Linked DNA regions of Homo sapiens: region 1 is linked to region 2. A link is a contact called in ENCODE Hi-C or POLR2A ChIA-PET data. All regions are on one chromosome and are shown on one strand. Each heading gives the region's core, a stretch centred on a gene start or an enhancer-like site at or near the end of the contact. The rest is flanking DNA. Distances are from core to core; before and after follow the strand shown. Region 1 holds the start of UBE2D4 (ubiquitin conjugating enzyme E2 D4). Region 2 holds the start of LINC00957 (long intergenic non-protein coding RNA 957).

Region 1 (7,103 bases), core at 1,992-4,491, 110 kb after region 2:
TGAGAGTGAATGCGTCACACACACATGAAGCCAGCCCTGACCTTGATTCTTGTTTTGCTTTTGTTTTAAGACAGGGTCTCACTCTGGTTGCCCAGGCTGGAGTGCAGTGGTGAGGCTCACTGCAGCCTTGACCTCCTGGGCTCAGGTGATTCTCCCACCTTAGCCTCCTAAGTAGCTGGGATTACAGGTGTGTGTCACCACGCTTGGCTAATTTTTTTTTTAATTTTTATTTACTTTTTTTTTTTTTTTTTAAGACAGAGTCTCGCTCTGTCACCCAGGCTGGAGTGCAGTGGCACAATCTCAGCTCACTGCAACCTCCACTCCTGGGTTCAAGCAATTCTCCTGCCTCAGCCTCCCAAGTAGCTGGGATTACAGGCATGCACCACCATGCCCAGCTAATTTTTTTGTATTTTTATTACAGAAGAGGTTTCAGTAAGTTGGCCAGGCTGGTCTCAAACTCCTGACCTTAAATGATACACCCGCCTTGGCCTCCCAAAATGCTGTGATTACAGGCATGAGCCACCTCACCCGGCCATTTTTTTATTTTTAGTAGAGATGGAATTTTGCTGTGTTGCCCAGTTGGTCTCCAACTCCTGGACTCAAGCAATCCACCTGCCTCGGCCTCCCAGAGTGCTGGGATATAGGCATGAGCCACTGTACCCAGCCTGTCCTTGATTCTTATCAAGGAAAAGTTCTCCCTGGCCTTATGATTTCAATTACCTTGGATCTATAGTTGACATTTCATGCTCAAGGCCCAAACTTGTTTTTCCAAACGCTCCCTTTTATAAATCTTATCAGCCTACACATTTGAATATGTAGGCTCAAACCTTTATTCCTTAATCTCTCCTACCCTCCTCCCTGCCTTCAAAACTTCTGATTCCCCATCCTAGACACTGACACCACCATCCACTAAGTGACCCATTTTGTACACCTCCTTGTTTCACTTTCACCACATCCTCTCCTCGAGTCCTGTCAATTCCACTTCTGCAATGTGGTCCAGGCACTGCTCTGGCCTAGCATCCATTCCATGGTCATTAATTTGGACAAAGCCTCTACTGAACCTTCACAACAGCCTCTAGTCTCCCTCTGTCCCACTTCCGGCCACACTGCTGCCAGAAAGATCTTTTTAGAACACAGATCTCAGCATGTCATTCACCTGCTTCAAAGTCCTAGGATGACAGATGACCCCTTTCAGAGAATAACTCATCAGAATTATCTCTCTTTTGGACAGCTATTTATTTAAAAAAAAAAAAAAGAGTCATACTCTCAGAGATCCTGTAATTCCACCTCTGGCAATCAAACCCAGTAATGTGAATTAAGGAAAAGGCTCATTGTACAATGATGGTTGATCTGGTTTGGATATTTGTCCCCCCCAAATCTCATGCTGAAATGTGATCGCCAGTGTTGGAGGTGGGGCCTAGTGGGAGGTATCTGGGTCGTGGGGGCGGATTCCTCATGAATGGCTTGGTGGCCCCCCCACAATAATAAGTGAGTGCTCACTCTATTAGTTCATGTGAGATCTGGGTGTTTAAAAGAGGTGGCATCTCTCTTGCTCCCTCTCTTACCAGGTGACACGCCTGCTTCTCCTTTGCTTTCTGCCATGATTGTAAGCTTCCTGAGGCCTCACCAGAAGCAGATGCTGGCACCATGCTTCTTGTACAGCCTGCAGAACCGAGAGCCAAATAAACCTCTTTTCTTTATTAATTACCCAGCCTCAGATATTCCTTTATAGCAACACAAAACAGACTAATACACAGTTCGTAACAGCAAATACTTAGTGAAGAATTTTGAACAATAACAGCAGCTAACTCGTATTGAGTGTTTGGTATACAGCAAGCATGTGCTAAACACATTTCATAGCATTTAATTCTCAAAACAACTCTGTAAACATGTAGGACTGGGAGGCTAGGAATGATAAAGTGCCTTGCCCAAGGTCCCACTATAAGTGACCTCACATTCTCTAACCCAGGTCTGTCTGACACCCAAGTCCATACTTTTACCTACTACAGGTAATGACTAAATAAGTTACTAGTCATGTACTTGTGGAAAGTTAATGTTAAAAATTAGTTATAGGACTGGGCATGGTGTCTCACGTTGTAATCCCGCCACTTTAGGAGGCAGAGGCAAGAGGACCGCTTAAGCCCAGGAGTATGAGACCAGCCTGGGCAACATATCGAGACACTGTCTCTACAAAAAATAAACAATTGGCTGGCATGGTGGCATGTAGTCCCAGCTACCCAGGAAGCTGAGGAGGGAGGATCACTTGAACCTAGAAGGTTGAGGCTGCAGTGAGCCATGATTGTGCCACTGTACTCCAGCCTGGGCGATACTCCAGCCTGGGCGACAGAGCAAGACCTCAAAAAAAAAAAAAAAAAAAGTTATAAATACTACTTCACAACATGCTTACATTTACTATTATGTGAATAAGTGGAATACAAAATGCAGTATAATTGTTTTAAATATAGAAAAAAAACTGAAGGTAGGTATGCTAAAATGTTAACAAATAGTAAAGTGATAGAATTAGAAATACTTCTTTCTTCTACTGTTGTGCGTTTTCCAAATTCTAGTGAATGCATTAAACCCTCATGGACTCCCTCTTACCTGCAGGATAAAAACCAGTTACTTCAGCACTGCTCCTAAGGACCACCCAAGTCCACACCATCTGCCCTTCAGCTTCCCCGCTACCCTGTCAGTCCTCCAAGCCTCGTAGTCTCCCCGTTGCAGGGAAAGCCTTTTCCCCTTTTCCCCACCTGCCGAGTTCCTACTCATCCCTTAGGACCCAGCTTCTTCCTGGATACCCTTCTGGATACCCACCCAGCCCTTCTGGATACCCTACAGGGGGAACCCGCTGTCCAGAAGCCTGCAGGTGGCCCCACGGCGCCCCGCCCGCATGACGCAGCCCTCGTGGCCACGGCCCGGCCCCGCCCCGCGCTCGCGCAATCCCTTTCTCAGGCTGCGTTCGCTTTTCAGGCTGCGCGGGAGGCTGTTCTGCCTCCTTCCCAGGCAGGTGTATCCGCGACTCGCGGAGCCTCCGTCACCTTTCACTTCACGGCAGCGGCGCCCCGCCCACACCTCGACGCTTCGGACACCCAAAGAGTTGGAGGGTGGGAAAGTGCGTACCTTCTGGATCCGCTTTAGCGCCATCCTACCCCGCTGCCGGGGACCCGGGCGGCCCGGCCGGGGCTGCCTGAGGCGGCCCGCTGCCGGCTCAGCCGCCACCAAGCTGCACGCCGGGAGCCGCAGCCTGCGCTTGCGCGCGCGGGGCACTGTGGGGCCGTCGTCGCCGCGTGCCGAGCGTCCTGGCGCGGCCGAGGGGAAGCAGCGGGGCTGCCCGGGTTACGCTGGCCACCCGCACCTGGTCCTGTGGCTTCGACCACTAGTCAGCAAGGCCCCGGAGAGGCCAGCGAAGAGGAGGGGCTCGTTGGCTTTACGGAGACGCGCGGAGCACCCTCAAGGTGCCACACGCTCGCCTGCTCCCTGTTCCTACATCCTGGGCGTCTTCCCAGGCTGTCATATAACTCCTGAGAATAGTGGTTCTTAACTCTGTAAGTATATATACCCTCGTACGCCTTATGGCTGGATGCGTTACAGCCATTTCCATGTAGATGTCTGTGCATACGTTCACACGCAAAACTCTCCGCAGTTTTGGAGATCTCCGTGTTCAGTCGTACCTCACGTGATCTTGCACTGCCAACATTGAGAACCCTGGCCTTAGACTATGCATCTCCCAAACTTAATTATCTGTCTCCTTCCTATTTTCCCAAGACTTGGCAGGCGTCTAGGTCAGAGTTGTTCAAACTGAGGGTTATGAACTAGTGTGTCACGAAATCAATTTAATAGGTTGCAACCAACATTTTTTTGAAAAAAAAAAAAAAAAAGCCAGACGAGGTGGCTCACGCCTATAATCCCAGCACTTTGGGAGGCCGAGGCAGGCGGATCACTTGAGGTCAGGAGTTCGAGACCAGCCTGGCCAACATGCTGAAACTCCGTCTCTACTAAAAATACAGAAATTAGCTGGGCGTAGTGACGTATGCCTGTAATCCCAGCTACTTGAGAGGCTGAGGCACGAGAATCACTTGAACCCAGGAGGCAGAGGTTGCAGTGAGCTGAGATCACACTGTTGCACTCCAGCCTGGGTGACAGAGCGAGACTCTGTCTCAAAAATAATAAAAAATAAAAATAAAAAAACAGAATAAAATATCAGTGCATTTCACATAGTAAAGGTAAGAATTGTGGAAGTTTTGTTGGTGTGTGTATGTAGATGATATTTAATCTTCAGACTGAGACATGTTTGAGCATGAAAGTGGCTGTTAATATAATTACTCTGGGACCAACGCTGTAATCTAGAATTGTCTCCAGCCAGCCAAGACACATGGTCACCTCTATGTTTGTACTCAGTCAGCATATAAAATGTATTATAGACATTTCAATAGTTGCCCAGCTTTGTCCCTGGCTTTCACGCTCCCATTCCCCCAATCTGTCCTCCACACAACTTCATGAACTGTCTGAAATATAAAGCTTACCACACTGCATCCTTACCCAGAACTCTTCAAGGAAGCCCCGTGGCCTACAGCATCACATTCACTGTCATCCAGGGGCCTTCAAAATCCAGGATCCTCGGCCGGGCACAGTTACTCATGCCTGTAATCCCAGCACTTTGGGAGGTTGAGGTGGGTGGATCCCTTAGTCCAGGAGTTCTAGACCATCCTGGGCAACATGGTGAAACCCCGTCTCTACAAAAAATACAAAACTTAGCTGGGCATGGTGGTGTGCACCTGTAGTCCCAGCTACTTGGGAGGCTTACTTGAGCCCAGGAGATCAAAGTTGCAGTGAGTTGTGATGGCACCACTGCACTCCAGGCTGGGAGACAAAGCAAGACCCTGTCTCAAAAAAACAAAAACTCAAAGTATCCTCCAGCTTTACCTTCTCCTTCCTACCTCCAGCCCACCTGACTATCAAGTGTTTCCATCACCACAGCATCTACATTCCTTGACTAGAGCATTCACCTTCCAAAGCCAGCTCAAGCATCACCCATTGAACAGCCCAAGTCAAGCACTTCCCCTTGGTGTCAAACATTGACAACAGAAATTTTTGTTAGTCCATGGGCCATCCATCCTCCTACATTATTGACATGGCCTTCCCTCCCCATAAAACAAGTGATTCTAGATTTTATAAATGTTGATATATTTGTGTAAGAATATATAAATGGTTATTTATGTGCTAATAATGTATATGGTGGTTTTGAAGTCTCAAATCTCAAAAATATTACTTTTGGATGGTAGGTTTACTAATGTGTTAATCTCTAAAATTTCTACAGAGAATTTGCATCATTTGTATAATTCAGGAAAAAAACATATAATAGAAAATGAAAAATTCTGTTTCTATTCCCTGTTGGTAGTTTAGTGCATAGTTTTCTAAACTTTTTAGCATGCTTATATGTAATGTTTCATTTTTAACATTGAAATAATTTTAGATGTACAGAAATGTTGCAAGAATAATACACAATTGGTCAGGTGCAGTGGCTTATGCCTGTAATCGCAGCACTTTGGGAGGTCAAGGCAGGTGGATTGCTTGAGGCCAGGAGTTTGAGCTCAGCCTGGCCAACATGGTGAGACCCCATCTCTACAAAAAATACAAAATTTAGCCAGGTGTGGTGGCATGCACCTGTAGTCCCAGCTACTTGGGAGGCTCAGGCTCAATAATTGTTTGAACCCAGGAGGCAGAGATTGCAGTGAGCTGAGATTGCACCACTGCCCTTCAACCTGGGCAACAGCGAGACTGTGTCTCAAAAAAAAAATAATAATAATACACAAAAGATTTTTAAATGGATAAATTTGACTACATGAAAGTTTAAAACTTTTGTGCTTCAAGCAATACCAACTAGAAAACAAAAAGACAACACACAGAATGCGAGAAAATGTTTGAAATAATAATATCTCAGTACAGTCTAAGATGCAGAGTATATTAAGAACATTTAGAACTCAATAAAAAAGACAAATAACCCAATTAAAAACTGGGCAAAAGATGTGAATAGAAATTTCTTCAAAGAAGATACTCAACTGGACAATAAGCACATTTTAAAAAAATCAGGCTGGGTGTGGTGGCTCAGGCCTGTAATCTCAACACTTTGGGAAGCTGAGGTTGGAGGATTGCTCGAGGCCAGGAGTTTGAGACCAGATTGGGCAACATAGCGAACCCCTGATTCTACAGAAAAATTTAAAAGTTAGCTGGATGTGGTGGTGTGCATCTGAGGGCACAGCTATTCGGGAGGTTGAGGTATGATTATTGCTTGATTCCAGGAATTTGAGGCTGCAGGGAGCTATGATTGAGCCACTGTACTCCAGCCCAGGAGACAGAGCAAGACCCTGTCTCTTTGGGAAAAAAAAAAAAAAAAAGGCTGGGCACAGTGGCTCACACCTGTAATTCCAGCACTTTGGGAGGCCAAAGAGGGCAGATCATGAGGTCAGGAGTTTGAGACCAACCTGGCCAATATGGTGAAACCCCATCTCTACTAAAAATACAAAAATCAGCTTGGCATGGTGGTGCATGCCTGTAATCTCAGCCAGTTGGGAGGCTGAAGCAGGAGAATCGCTTGAACCTGGGAGACAGAGGTTGCAATGAGCCGAGATTGTACCACTGCACTCCAGCAGCCTGGGCAACAGAGCGAGACTCCTTCTAAAAGAAAGAAAGAAAGTAAGAGAGAGAGAGAGGAGAAAGAGAGAGAAAGAGAGAAGGAAAGAAAGAAAGAAAGACGGAAAGAAAGAGAAAGAAAGAAAGAAAGAGAAAGAAAAAAAAATGCCTGGTGTGGTGGCTTACATCTATAATCCCAGCAGTTTGGGTGACTGTGGTGGGAGGATCACCCAATCCAGGAGTTCAGGACCAGCTTGGGCAACATGGCAAGACCCCATCTCTACAAGAAAAAAAATTTTTTTTCTTCACCAAAAGCAGATACTTGAAAAAATTTTAAGAATTAGTAGAGCATGGTGGCGCATGCCTGTAGTCCCAGCTATGATTGCTTGGGCCTAGGAGGTTGAGGTTGCTGTGAGCCCCATTCACGCTACTGCATTCCAGCCTGGGAAACAGAGCAAGACCCTGTCTCAAGA
Region 2 (6,741 bases), core at 3,159-5,658:
ATATGTATATATATGCATATGTATAGGTATACATATATGTATATATGCATAGGTATAGGTATACATATATGTATATATATGCATAGATATAGGTATACATATATGTATATATATGCATAGGTATAGGTATACATATATGTATATATATGCATAGGTATAGGTATACATATATATGTATATATATGCATAGGTATAGGTATACATATATGTATATATATGCATAGGTATAGGTATACATATATGTATATATATGCATAGGTATAGGTATACATATATGTATATATATGCATAGGTATAGGTATACATATATGTATATATGCATATGTATATATGCATATGTATATATGTGCATATGTATATGTATATGTGCATATGTATATATGCATATGTATATGTATATATGCATATGTATATATATGCATATGTATATGTATACATATATTATATATGCATATGTATATGTATATATGCACATGTATATATATACACATATGTATATATATGCATATGTGTATATATATACATATAGTATATATATGTATATATCCACAATCCCTTAAGTCCAGATGTGCTTTGGAATTCAATCTAAGATTTCAGAAAAGTTATACCATGTATGTCCTGGGTAAGCCCTTATCACAGGATCTGGACAGGAACTGGTAATCAGACATGTTCATGCTTTTGCTGTGATATGTGTGAATAATCAGCTAAGTGTGTGATATGTGTGAATAATCAGCTAAGTGGAATATAAGACGACTCTAAATATCCTCATGACAATTAAGGTCAGTTTTTGCTACCAAATGAACTACCAAAATCTTAAGGTGTTTGAGTCTGGATGGTGCAGATAAGGGCTTGTGAACCTAATTTGGACAAAAACATGGTTCATTTGTTATGCCCATTTTTCTTTCTGTTCACATGATTGTTGCTTGTTGTCTTGTTTGTTTTGTGCTGCTATAACAAAGTACCACAGACTATGTAATTTACATAGAACAGAAATTTATTTTCTCACAGTTCTGGAGGCTGGGAAGTCCAAGGTCATGGCACTAGTATCTGATGAGGGGCTTCTTGCTGCATCATAACATGGTGAAAGGCAAAGAGGATGAGAGAAAGACAAAAAGGGGCCAGACTCATTCTTTTTTTTTTTTTTTTTTTTGAGATGGAATCTCACTCTGTAGCCAGGCTGGAGTGCAGTGACCACGAACTCGGCTCACTGAAACCTCTGCCTCCCAAGTTCAAGTAATTCTCCTGCCTCAGCCTCCTGAGTAGCTGGGACTACAGGCACGTGCCACCATGCCCAGATAATTTTTGTATTTTTAGTAGAGATAGGGTTTCACCATGTTGGCCAGGATGGTCTCGATCTCTTGACCTCGTGATCTGCCCACCTTGGCCTCCCAAAGTACTGGGATTACAGGTGTGAGCCACCCTGCCCGGCCCCAAACTCAGTCTTTTCTAATGAACCTGAGGCAGGAGAATAGGGGCTGGAAGCAGGCAACAGAACGCCAATGCACACTAACCTCCTAGAACCAAATCAAAAGGAAAACGCCTACTTATGACCAAGTAACAAAAGACCAACACCCTGTTCCGGAGCAACTCTCTGGCCTCAAAGTCCATGGAGTCTTTTCTGAAGGTGAGGTTGCATGCTATATTGTCCTCATCTTGCAAATGACAACACTGAGCTTCAGAGAGAGCGACAGAGGGGGCTGGGACTTCGACTCCAGTGTTCTATCTCCATATTGAGAGCCCTTTAAGGTTAAGAATGTGGCTGGGCATAGTGGCTCATGCCTGTAATTCCAGCACTTTGGGAGGCTGAGGCGGGCGGATCACTTAAGGTCAGGAGTTCGAGACCAGCCTGGCCAACATGGCGAAACCCCATCTCTACTAAAAATACAAAAATTAGCCTGGCATGGTGGTGGGCACCTGTGATCCCAGCTACTGGGGAGGCTGAGGCAGGAGACTCACTTGAACCAGAAGCCAGAGATTGTAGTGAGCTCACGCCACTGCACTCTAGCCTGGGCCCCGTGCTAGACTCCGTGCCCCGCACCCCCCCCCCCCAAAAGAATGTGTGTGTGATTAAAATTTAAGTTAGAGACAGTCTCACTATGTTGCCCAGGCTGGTCTCAAACTCCTGGCCTCAAGTGATCCTCCTGCCTCGGCCTCCCAAAGTGCTAGGATTACAAGGGCTAAGAATTCTAGTCATTCATTCACTCACTCATTCATTCATTCATGAATAAACAGTTTGCCCTGCTTGTGTACCTGTCCCCCTCCTGGGCGGATACGGCAGGCAAACGGTGCAAGGGCGGCTGCCGGGAGAAGGTGGGCAGCTGGAGTGGGACTGGGGGAGACAGGATCAATGTGACCTGCGGTGGTCCCCAGGTGGCCGGGATGCAGTACCTGCACGGCGTCCTGGGCCCCATCATCAACAAGGTGTTTGAGGAGAAGTACGTGGAGCTGGACCCCAGCAAAGTGGAAGTTAAGGATGTAGGGTGAGGCCGGGGGTAACTCCGGGGGGGTGCGGGGCGCAGCGGCAGCGGGTTGGGATCAGGCCCTGTCAGCATGTGTGTTTGTGCTTCTGCCCACCCGTGTATTGTCCCCTGTGTCCGTGTCCCGGCTGCTGTGAGAGCCACTGTTCCTGTCGTGGCCCTGGCGCTGACCGTGACCTCCTCTGCCAACCCGCCCCGTTCCACGCAGGTGTTCCGGGCTGCACCGCCCGCAGACCGAGGCCGAGGTGCTGGAGCAGAGCGCGCAGACGCTGCGCGCCCACCTGGGGGCCCTGCTGAGCGCGCTCAGCCGCTCGGTTCCCGCGTGCCCCGCCGTGGTGCGCGCCACCTTCCGCCAGCTCTTCCGGCGCGTGCGCGAGCGCTTCCCCGGCGCCCAGCACGAGGTGCGCCCTCCACCCGCTGGGCTAGGCTGGGCCGGGTTGGACTGGGCTGGGGCGAGGGGCGGGCGAAGAGCGGTGGGGAACCAGGGAGCGCTGGGGAGGACCAGGGAGGCTGTGTCCCGGCGAGGGTCAGGGACGGAGCCTAAGGGGAGGGGGCTGCCAGGAGCCCTGGTCTGGGGGACTCCAGCCCGCGCTCTTCCGCACCCCTCCAGAATGTACCGTTCATCGCCGTCACCAGCTTCCTGTGCCTGCGCTTCTTCTCTCCCGCCATCATGTCGCCCAAGCTCTTCCACCTGCGGGAGCGCCACGCGGACGCCCGCACCAGCCGCACCCTGCTCCTGTTGGCCAAGGTGCGGGCCTTGCGGCCACGGGCGGGATGCACAGCTGGGTGTCCTACCGGGGCCCTGGCCTGGACTGCAGAGTGTTCCCTACCGGCTCCGGCGAGGCCACTGGCACGCCCACGTAGGCACTGCACTTCACAGTTTGCAAAGCCTTCCTGTGGCCACCTTGTCCGAGTTCCATCTCATGGATAAGGGAACAGGCCTGCGAGGGGTCGGGGGTTGCCAAGGCCGCCCATCCTGTCGGTGGTGAATCGCGGGACCTTCCAACCCAGGTCTGCTTACTCTCAGGCTGCACCTATGTGCCCGGCACCGGGGTGGGGTATCCAGTGCAGCAGCGTCAGTTAAACCTACAGAGGAAGGCCCAAGTGGTCTCAGTTATCATAAGGCATCAAACTTCATGATCCTCTCCTCCCTGATCCCTAGTGGGGCTGGAGGGGGCCCGTGGGCATGGCCTCTGTCGCCTCTGCCTCCATCGCTACAGCTGAGTAGCAAAGACTTGGGGAGGGGGGGTGGGAGGGGGTGCAGTGGCTAGGCCCCTAACCTAGCAGAACCTGGTCCTTCCTGCTGTCACCTCCAGGCAGTCCAGAACGTGGGCAACATGGACACGCCGGCTTCCAGGGCCAAGGAGGCTTGGATGGAGCCGCTGCAGCCCACCGTGCGCCAGGGCGTGGCGCAGCTGAAGGACTTCATCACCAAGCTCGTGGACATCGAGGAGAAGGACGGTGAGCGCCGCCCTGCACAGACCCGCCCACAGCCTACTGCTGACGTTTGCTCCGCCCTTGAGCCCCACGGCCCCACCCACCGCTGTTTGTTCCTCTCGTGGCCCCACCCACCGCCTGCTGTTGACATTTGCCAGGCCCCCAGGCCATAGACCCACGCACCACTGTTTGTGCTTCCTGTGACCCTGCCCACTGCCTGCTGTTGACGTTTGCCCCACCCCTAGACCCATGGCCTCACCTCCCATCATCTGTGCCTGTTGACATTTGCTCCATCCTTGAGCTCCATAGCCCCGCCGCCACCTGCTACTGACGCGTGTCCCGCCTCCAAGCCCATGGCCCTGCCTTCCTCAGTCCACCTGTCACCCCGCTCACCACCAGCTGTTGATGTTTGCTCCGCCCTTGAGCCCCATGACTACGTCCACTGCCTGCTGTTCAGATTTGCTCAGCCCTTGAGCCCCATGGCCCCGCCCACTGCTCCGCCCCCCCCCCCCAGTCCCGCCCTCATTCCCTGGGCTCTCTATTCCCCTCCCTCCCTGGCCTGGCAGAGCTGGACCTGCAGCGGACGCTGAGTTTGCAGGCGCCACCTGTGAAGGAGGGGCCACTCTTCATCCACAGGACCAAGGGCAAGGGCCCCCTCATGTCCTCCTCCTTCAAGAAGCTCTACTTCTCCCTCACTACCGAGGCCCTCAGCTTCGCGAAGACGCCCAGCTCCAAGGTGGGTAAGGAGGGAGGCCGGCAAGTGGGGCTCTGAGAGGCCGGCAAGTGGGGCACCTTAGAGGCACCTGTCCCCTTCCTTGGAGCCCACTTGAGGTACCCCCGGGGTCAGAGAAGAAAGCCAGGTGTGTGGCATCTGTACTGCTTGTCAGAACCTAGGAGGGCCGGGCACGGTGGCTCACGCCTGTAATCCCAGGACTTTGGGAGGCCAAGGCGGGTGGATCACTTGAGGTTAGGAGTTTGAGACCAGCCTGGCCAACATGGAGAAACCCCGTCTCTACTAAAAATACAAAAAATCAGCCGGGTGTGGTGGTGGGTGCCTGTAGTCCCAGCTACTCGGGAGCCTGAGGCACGGGAATCGCTTGAACCCGGGAGGCAGAAGTTGCAGTGAGCCGAGATCGTGCCACTGCACTCCAACCTGGGCAACAGAGCAAGACTCCGTCTCAAAAAAAAAAATGAATATGGAGGAAGTTGATCCGACCTTACCAGGTTGTTGAGGATTAAATGAGATGATCTCCCTAAGGGTCCTGACCCAGGGCCTGGCAGGTAGTACTATTTAGGCAAATGGTATTATTAAAGATAGTACATCACCTGGGCTGCTAGATGAGTAGGAGGCTAGGGCAAACAGGGGAGGCTTCCTGGAACGGGCAGGAATATAGAAGCATGGAATCTTGGTGTGGGAGGGGATCTCAAAGATCACCTTGTACAGCCCTCTCTGAGTCATGGGTCACCTCTCCTGCAAGCTCTCTTCTCCCAGGAAGGGCTGAGGACATACTTCCTCCATGGACCTGGTGACTGCTTGCTGTACACCTGCCCCTAGTCATGCAGGCTATGGGGATGATCTTCCAGGAGTACCCAGCCTAGCCCTGGGCAGGTGAGAGCAGGCTAGGAGTAGGTGAAGGAGCTCATCACCCACCCTGTTCTCAACCAGCTCAGGGGTCCCACCAGATGAGGGGCCCGCCCCTTCCGACCAAAGACCCCTCAGATGATGATAATTATTTTTTGAGACAGGGTCTTGCTCTGTCACCCAGACTGTAGTGCAGTGGTGCGATCATAGCTGACTGCAGCCTCAAACTCCTGGGCTCAAGCAATCTTCCTGCCTCAGCCTCCTGAGTAGCTGGGACTACAGGCACGTGCCACCAAGCCCAGCTAATTTTCTTTAACATTTTTTTTTTGCAGAGATGGGGTCTTGCTATGCTGCCCAGGCTGTTCTCAAACTCCTGGCCTCAGGCAATCCTCCTGCCCCAGCCTCCCAAAGCACTCAGATGATTATTATACATCTTCCTTGCCAGGGTTGAAAGATTTGACTACATGGGCATTATTTAATTCTGGTCCCATTTTTTTTTTTTTTTTTGAGATGGAGTTTCACTTTTGTTGCCCCGGCCAGAGTGCAATGGTGCGATCTTGGCTCACCGCAACCTCCGCCTCCCGGGTTCAAGCGATTCTCCTGCCTCAGCCTCCCAAGTAGCTGGGATTACAGGCATGCACCACCATGCCCGGCTAATTTTGTATTTTTAGTAGACACGGAGTTTCTCCATGTTTGTCAGGCTGGTCTCGAACTCCCAACCTCAGGTGATCCGCCTTCCTCGGCCTCCCAAAATGCTGGGATTACATGTGTGAGCCACTGCGCCCGGTCAGGATATGACTGTTAGAGCTTGGGACTACAAAAGCAAGTTGGAAAATTAATAAATGCAAAGTCACAAAGCCTTGGCCACGGCTGGATTGACTTTGTAGCCCAGGGAATGCTGGCTGTCCAGACACTACCCCAAAGCTCACACCTCCGAGGCCTTCTGGGAGTGCCCCCCAGAGAGGCCAGGTCCTCCTCTCCCAGTTGCTGGGCACTTGGTCACCATCAGTCTGTGCTCTGCCCTGGCTGAGGTCACTCTGGGTCTCCCACGCCTACCCCTGGTGCTGCAGAAGGGGAGACTGAGGCCCAGAGATGGGGAATGGAATGCCCCTGGCTAGGTCCCTGAGCCTCCTCCTCCCTGACTGCCCCAGAAAAGCGCCCTCATCAAGTTAGCCAACATCCGGGCAGCAGAAAAGGTTGAGGAAAAGAACTTTGGCAGCTCGCACGTCATGCAGGTCATCTACA

Evidence for each region. A loop is a pair of places that touch in the nucleus more often than their neighbours do. ChIA-PET counts read pairs that join two places held with the same protein, here RNA polymerase II (POLR2A). Pooled maps may share reads with other maps.
Region 1: a map of CD8-positive, alpha-beta T cell shows a loop between it and region 2 (4-fold over the local background). The contact joins the promoter of UBE2D4 here to the promoter of LINC00957 in region 2. A Hi-C loop is called at or near these places in 1 of 168 maps with a recorded cell type or tissue (CD8-positive, alpha-beta T cell), 3 of 37 single-sample maps with no recorded cell type and 8 of 50 pooled maps. POLR2A ChIA-PET finds 5 or more read pairs at or near these places in 6 of 52 experiments (CD4-positive, alpha-beta T cell, GM12878, activated B cell and 3 more).

The regions. Positions count from the first base shown.
Region 1 is chr7:43,922,574-43,929,676 of GRCh38, reverse strand. UBE2D4 (ubiquitin conjugating enzyme E2 D4) reads right to left here and starts at 3,241. Exons shown (of 7, transcript NM_015983.4): 1 at 3,121-3,241. The coding sequence starts at 3,144. It also overlaps a transcript of URGCP not described here. RefSeq lists a silencer at 2,808-3,347.
Region 2 is chr7:44,036,716-44,043,456 of GRCh38, reverse strand. It overlaps LINC00957 (long intergenic non-protein coding RNA 957), which reads right to left and starts at 4,408. Exons shown (of 3, transcript NR_072982.1): 1 at 4,308-4,408; 2 at 3,095-3,563. It also overlaps the pseudogene RASA4CP. RefSeq lists silencers at 2,833-2,942, 3,033-3,122 and an enhancer at 6,574-6,741.